Linked DNA regions of Homo sapiens: region 2 is linked to region 1. The links are chromatin loops, found by intact Hi-C in ENCODE. Cell type or tissue: heart left ventricle. All regions are shown on one strand. Each heading gives the region's core, and the rest is flanking DNA. Links, peaks and the distances in the headings are about the cores only. Region 1 has its middle 46 kb from the start of MIR6839. Region 2 has its middle 9.5 kb from the start of ZNF138.

Region 1 (2,916 bases), core at 201-2,700:
GCGAGATTGAAATGGTAATAACAAAATTGCCAACAACAACAAAAAAAAGTCCAGGACCAGACAAATTCACAGCTGAATTCTACCAGACATTTAAAGAAGAATTGGTACCAATCCTATTGACACTACTCCACAAGATAGAGAAAGACGGAATCCTCCTTAAATCATTCTATAAAGCCAGTATCACCCTAATACCAAAAACCAGGAAAGGACACAACCAATAAAAAAACTATAGACCAATATCCCTGATGAATATAGATGCAAAAATTCGTAACCAAATACTAGCTAACCAAATCCAACAGCATATCAAAAAGATGTGCAAAAATCATGCTGCTATAAAGACACATGCACACGTATGTTTATTGCGGCACTATTCATAATAGCAAAGACTTGGAACCAACCCAAATGTCCAACAATGATAGACTGGATCACGAGGTCAGGAGATCGAGACCATCCTGGCTAACACAGTGAAACCCCGTCTCTACTAAAAATACAAAAAAATTAGCCAGGCGTGGTGGCGGGCACCTGTAGTCCCAGCTACTCAGGAGGCTGAGGCAGGAGAATTGCTTGAACCCAGGAGGCAGAGGTTGCAGTGAGTTGAGATCGTGCCATTGCACTCCAGCCTGGGTGACAGAGCAACACTCTGTCTAAAAAAAAGACAAAAACAAAAAACAACTGCTTTTTGTTGCTGTTGCTGTTGGCTGCTGATATAATTGTATACCTAGAAAACCCTAAAGACTCTTCCATAAAGCTTCTAGAAGTGATAAATGAACTCAGCAAAGTTTCAGGATACAAAATTAATGTACACAAATCCATAGCTCTGCTATACACCAACAGCACCCCAAGCTGAAAATCAAATAAACAACCCAACCCCTTTTATAATAGCTGAAAAAAAAATAAAACACTTAGGAATACACCAAACTACAAAACACTGTTGAAAGAAATCATAGATGACACAATCAAATAAATACACATCCCATGCTCATGAATGGGTAAATCAACATTGTAAACATGGCTATACTGCCAAAAGCAATCTACAAATCCCATGCAATTCCCATCAAAATACCACCATCATTATTCACAGAACTAGAAAATGCAATCTGAAAATTCATATAGAACCAAAAAAGAGTCCACAAACCAAAGCAAGATTAAGCAAAAAGAACATTTCTGGAGACATCACATTACCTGATTTCAAACTATACTATAAGGCCAGAGTCACCAAAACTGCATGGTACAGATATAAAAATAGGCACATAGACCAATGAAACAGAATAGAGAACCCAGAAATAAACCCAAATACTTATAGCCCACTGATCTTCAACAAAGCAACAACAATAAAAAAAAAGTGTGAAAGGACACCCTATTCAACAAATGGTGCTGGGATCATTTGCAAGCCACATGTAGAAGAATGTAACTGGATCTTCATTTCTCACCTTATACAAAAATCAATTCAAGATAGATAAAGGTCTTAAATCTAAGACCTGAAACAAAAAATTCTCAATGATAATATTGGAAAAACCATTCTAGACATTGGCTTTGGCAAAAACTTCATGATCAAGAACCCAAAAGCAAATTCAATAAAAACAAAGATAAATAGGTGGAACTTAATTAAACTAAAGAACGTTAGCACAGCAAAAGAAACAGTCAGTAAACAACAACCCACAGAATGGGGGAAAATTTTCACAATTTATACATCTGACAAAGGACTAATATCCAGAATTTACAATGAACTCAAACAAAATAGCAAGAACGAACAAACAATCCCATCAAAAAGTGGGCTAAGAAAATGAATAAACAATTCTCAAAAGAAGATACACAAATGGCCAACAAACATATGAAAAAGTGCACAACATCACTGATGATCAAGGAAATGCAAATCAAAACCAAAATGCAATACAATCTTACTTTCACAGGAATGGCCATAATCAAAAGATTAAAAAAAATAGATGGCATGGATGTGGCGAAAAGGGAACACTTCTGCACGGCTGATGGGAATGTAAACTAGTATAACCACTATGGAAAACAGTATGGAGATTCCTTAAAGAACTAAAAATAGAACTACCATTTGATCTAGCAATCCCACTACTGAGTATCTATCCAGAGGAAAAGAAGTCATTATACAAAAAAAATACTTGCACAGGCATGTTTATAGCAGTACAATTTGCAATTGCAAAAATGTGGAACCAATCCAAATGCCCATCAATCAACAAGTGGATGAAAACTATATATAAACAAGTGGATATATATATATATATAATCGAATATATATAATAATCAAATATATATATATAATCAAATATATATATAATCGAATACTACTCAGCCATAAAAAGGAATCAGTTAATGGCATTCACAGAAACCTGGATGAGATTGGAGACTATTATTCTAAGTGAAATAACTCAGGAATGGAAAACCAAACTCGTATGTTTTACTCATAAGTGGGAGCTAAGCTATGAGGATGCAAAGGCATAAGAATGACACAACAGATTTTAAGACTCAGGGGGAAAGGGTGGGAAGAAGGTGAGAGAGAAAATACTACACATTGGGTTCAGTGTATACTGCTTGAGTGATGGGTGCACCAAAATCTCACAAATCACCACTGAAGAACTTACTTGGGTAACCAAATACCACCTGCTCCCCAAAAACCTATGGAAATAAAAATTTTTTTAAAAAAGACTGAAAGGAACCTCAGAACTCATCCAGCCTCACCTTCCTCATTTTGCAAATGCAGGAGAGGGACTGAAGACATTGCCAACTTCACATAGCCTTTAAGAGGCCAACTCCAGACCTAAAATCAGGCCTTGTGACCCCAAACCCAAGTCCCCTTCTTGCCTTTTGCTATTACTCTGTCTCTTCAAAGGACAAGATAGAGCCAAGTTGGGATGGGGAGTGGTCACACCCACACCCAGATTCTACCCT
Region 2 (2,916 bases), core at 243-2,742, 60 kb before region 1:
TCCATCTCCTCTAGGTTTTCTAGTTTTGTATGTAAAGGTGTTCATAGTAGTCTTGAATAATCTTCTGTATTTTTGCGGCATTGTTTGTAATATATCCTGTTTTGTTTCTAATTGAGCTTATTTGGATCTTCTCTCCGCCTATATTGGTTAATCTCACTAGTGGTCTATCAATTTTATCTTTTCAAATAACCAGCAATTCTCTCATTTATCTTTTGTAATTTTTGTTTCACTTTTATTTAGTTGTGTGCTGATACTTGTAACATATTTTCTCCTGCTAAGTTTGGGTTTGCTTTCTCCTTGGTTTTCTAGTTCCTTGAGGTATGAGCTCAGATGTTTTATTTGAGCTCTTTCAGACTTTTTGATGCAGGCATTTAATGCTATGAACTTTTCTCTTAGCACTGCTTTTGCTGTATCCTAGAGGTGTTAATAATTTGTGTCACTATTATCATTAAGTTCAAAAAATTTTTTTAATTTTCATCTTCATTTCATTGTTGACCCAAAGATCATTCAGGAAAAGATTATTTAATTTTCTGGTATGTGTATTTTGTTTTGTTTTGTTTTGTTTTTGTTTTGTTTTTTTTCTCTGTGCTCTTATAATCACATACAGACACTGCATATATACGTAGACAAATACAAGAGGTTTTAGTCGTTTCATAAAGTGGGATCATACCATACATACCTTCTTTTTTTTTTTTTTTTTATTGATCATTCTTGGGTGTTTCTCGCAGAGGGGGATTTGGCAGGGTCATAGGACAATAGTGGAGGGAAGGTCAGCAGATAAACAAGTGAACAAAGGTCTCTGGTTTTCCTAGGCAGAGGACCCTGTGGCCTTCCGCAGTGTTTGTGTCCCTGGGTACTTGAGATTAGGGAGTGGTGATGACTCTTAGCTGCCTTCAAGCATCTGTTTAACAAAGCACATCTTGCACCGCCCTTAATTCATTTAACCCTGAGTGGACACAGCACATGTTTCAGAGAGCACAGGGTTGGGGGTAAGGTCACAGATCAACAGGATCCCAAGGCAGAAGAATTTTTCTTAGTACAGAACAAAATGAAAAGTCTCCCAAGTCTACTTCTTTCTACACAGACACGGCAACCATCCAATTTCTCAATCCCTTCCCCACATTTCCCCCCTTTCTACTCCACAAAACCGCCACGGTCATCATGGCCCGTTCTCAATGAGCTGTTGGGCACACCTCCCAGACGGGGTGGTGGCCGGGCAGAGGGGCTCCTCACTTCCCAGTAGGGGTGGCCAGGCAGAGGCACCCCTCACCTCCCAGACGGGAGGCTGACCCCCCCACCTCCCTCCCAGACGGGGCGGCTGGCCGGGCAGGGGGCTGAACCCCCACCTCCCTCCCAGACGGGGCGGCTGGCCGGGCAGGGGGCTGAACCCCCACCTCCCTCCCGGACGGGGCGGCTGGCCCTCCCGGACGGGGTGGCTGCCGGTCGGAGACGCTTCTCACTTCCCAGATGGGGTGGCTGCCGGGTGGAGGGGCTCCTCACTTCTCAGACGGGGCGGTTGCCAGGCAGAGGGTCTCCTCACTTCTCAGACGGGGCGGCCGGGCAGAGACGCTCCTCACCTCCCAGACGGGGTTGCGGCCGGGCAGAGGCGCTCCTCACATCCCAGACGGGGCGGCGGGGCAGAGGTGCTCCCCACATCTCAGATGATGGGCGGCCGGGCAGAGACGCTCCTCACTTCCTAGATGGGATGGCAGCCGGGAAGAGGCGCTCCTCACTTCCTAGATGGGATGGCGGCCGGGCAGAGACGCTCCTCACTTTCCAGACTGGGCAGCCAGGCAGAGGGGCTCCTCACATCCCAGACGATGGGCGGCCAGGCAGAGACGCTCCTCACTTCCCAGACGGGGTGGCAGCCGGGCAGAGGCTGCGATCTCGGCACTTTGGGAGGCCAAGGCAGGCGGCTGGGAGGTGGAGGTTATAGGGAGCCGAGATCACGCCACTGCACTCCAGCCTGGGCACCATTGAGCACTGGGTGAACGAGACTCCGTCTGCAATCCCGGCACCTCGGGAGGCCCAGGCTGGCGGATCACTCGCGGTTAGGAGCTGGAGACCAGCCCGGCCAACACAGCAAAACCCCGTCTCCACCAAAAAAATATGAAAACCAGTCAGGCGTGGCGGCATGCGCCTGCAATCGCAGGCACTCGGCAGGCTGAGGCAGGAGAAGCAGGCAGGGAGATTGCAGTGAGCCGAGATGGCAGCAGTACAGTCCAGCTTCGGCTCGGCATCTGAGGGAGACCGTGGGGAGAGGGAGAGGGAGAGGAAGAGGGAGAGGGAGAGGGATATGTGTATTGTTTTGAGGGTTCCTTTTGGAGTTGATTTCCAATTCTATTTCACTGTGGTCTGAGTGTACTTGATATAATATTAATTTTTTAAAATTTATTGAAACTTGTTTTGTGGCATATCATATGGTCTATCTTGGAGAATATTCCATGTGCTGAATAAAAGGAATGTATATACTGTAGTTGTTGGGTAGAATGTTCTGTAAATATTTGTTATATCCATTTGTTCTAGGGTATAGCTTAAGTACACTGTTTCTTTGTTGAATTTCTGTCTTGATGAACTGTCCAGTGCTGTCAATGGAGTATTGAAGGTCCTTCACTATTATTGTGTTGCCATCTATCTCGCTGCATTTCTAAAGGGACAACTCGGGTGATACAGTAAAGTTTATATTTCCAAAGGACAGAGCTAACACTTTAGGCTAAAACATTTTCTCATATCTTCAACTCAGGAAAATATGCTGTAAGTAAAATTTAGTTAAAATAAGATGGGCCGGGCACGTTGGCTCACGCCTATAATCCCAACATTTTGGGAGGCCGAGGCGGGCGGATCACCTGAGGTCAGGAGTTCAAGACCAGCCTGGCCAATATGGCAAAACCTTATCTCTACTAAATATACAAAAAA

The links. Hi-C counts contacts between places; a loop is a spot of excess contacts. Peaks named below come from ENCODE experiments on the same cell type or tissue, not always from the same donor. Only the 100,000 strongest peaks of a DNase experiment are listed, where the experiment ranks them.
Region 2: a loop joins it to region 1, with 5 times the contacts of the local background. A loop is called at or near these places in 1 of 110 quality-filtered maps.

Annotation. Positions count from the first base shown.
Region 1 is chr7:64,723,430-64,726,345 of GRCh38, reverse strand. No RefSeq gene overlaps it. Among named protein-coding and RNA genes, the nearest start is that of MIR6839, 46 kb to the right of the region's middle. In heart left ventricle, for the core only: no CTCF peak of the experiment used is centred there; no DNase peak of the experiment used is centred there.
Region 2 is chr7:64,783,478-64,786,393 of GRCh38, reverse strand. No RefSeq gene overlaps it. Among named protein-coding and RNA genes, the nearest start is that of ZNF138, 9.5 kb to the left of the region's middle. In heart left ventricle, for the core only: no CTCF peak of the experiment used is centred there; a DNase peak (open chromatin) is centred at 1,363.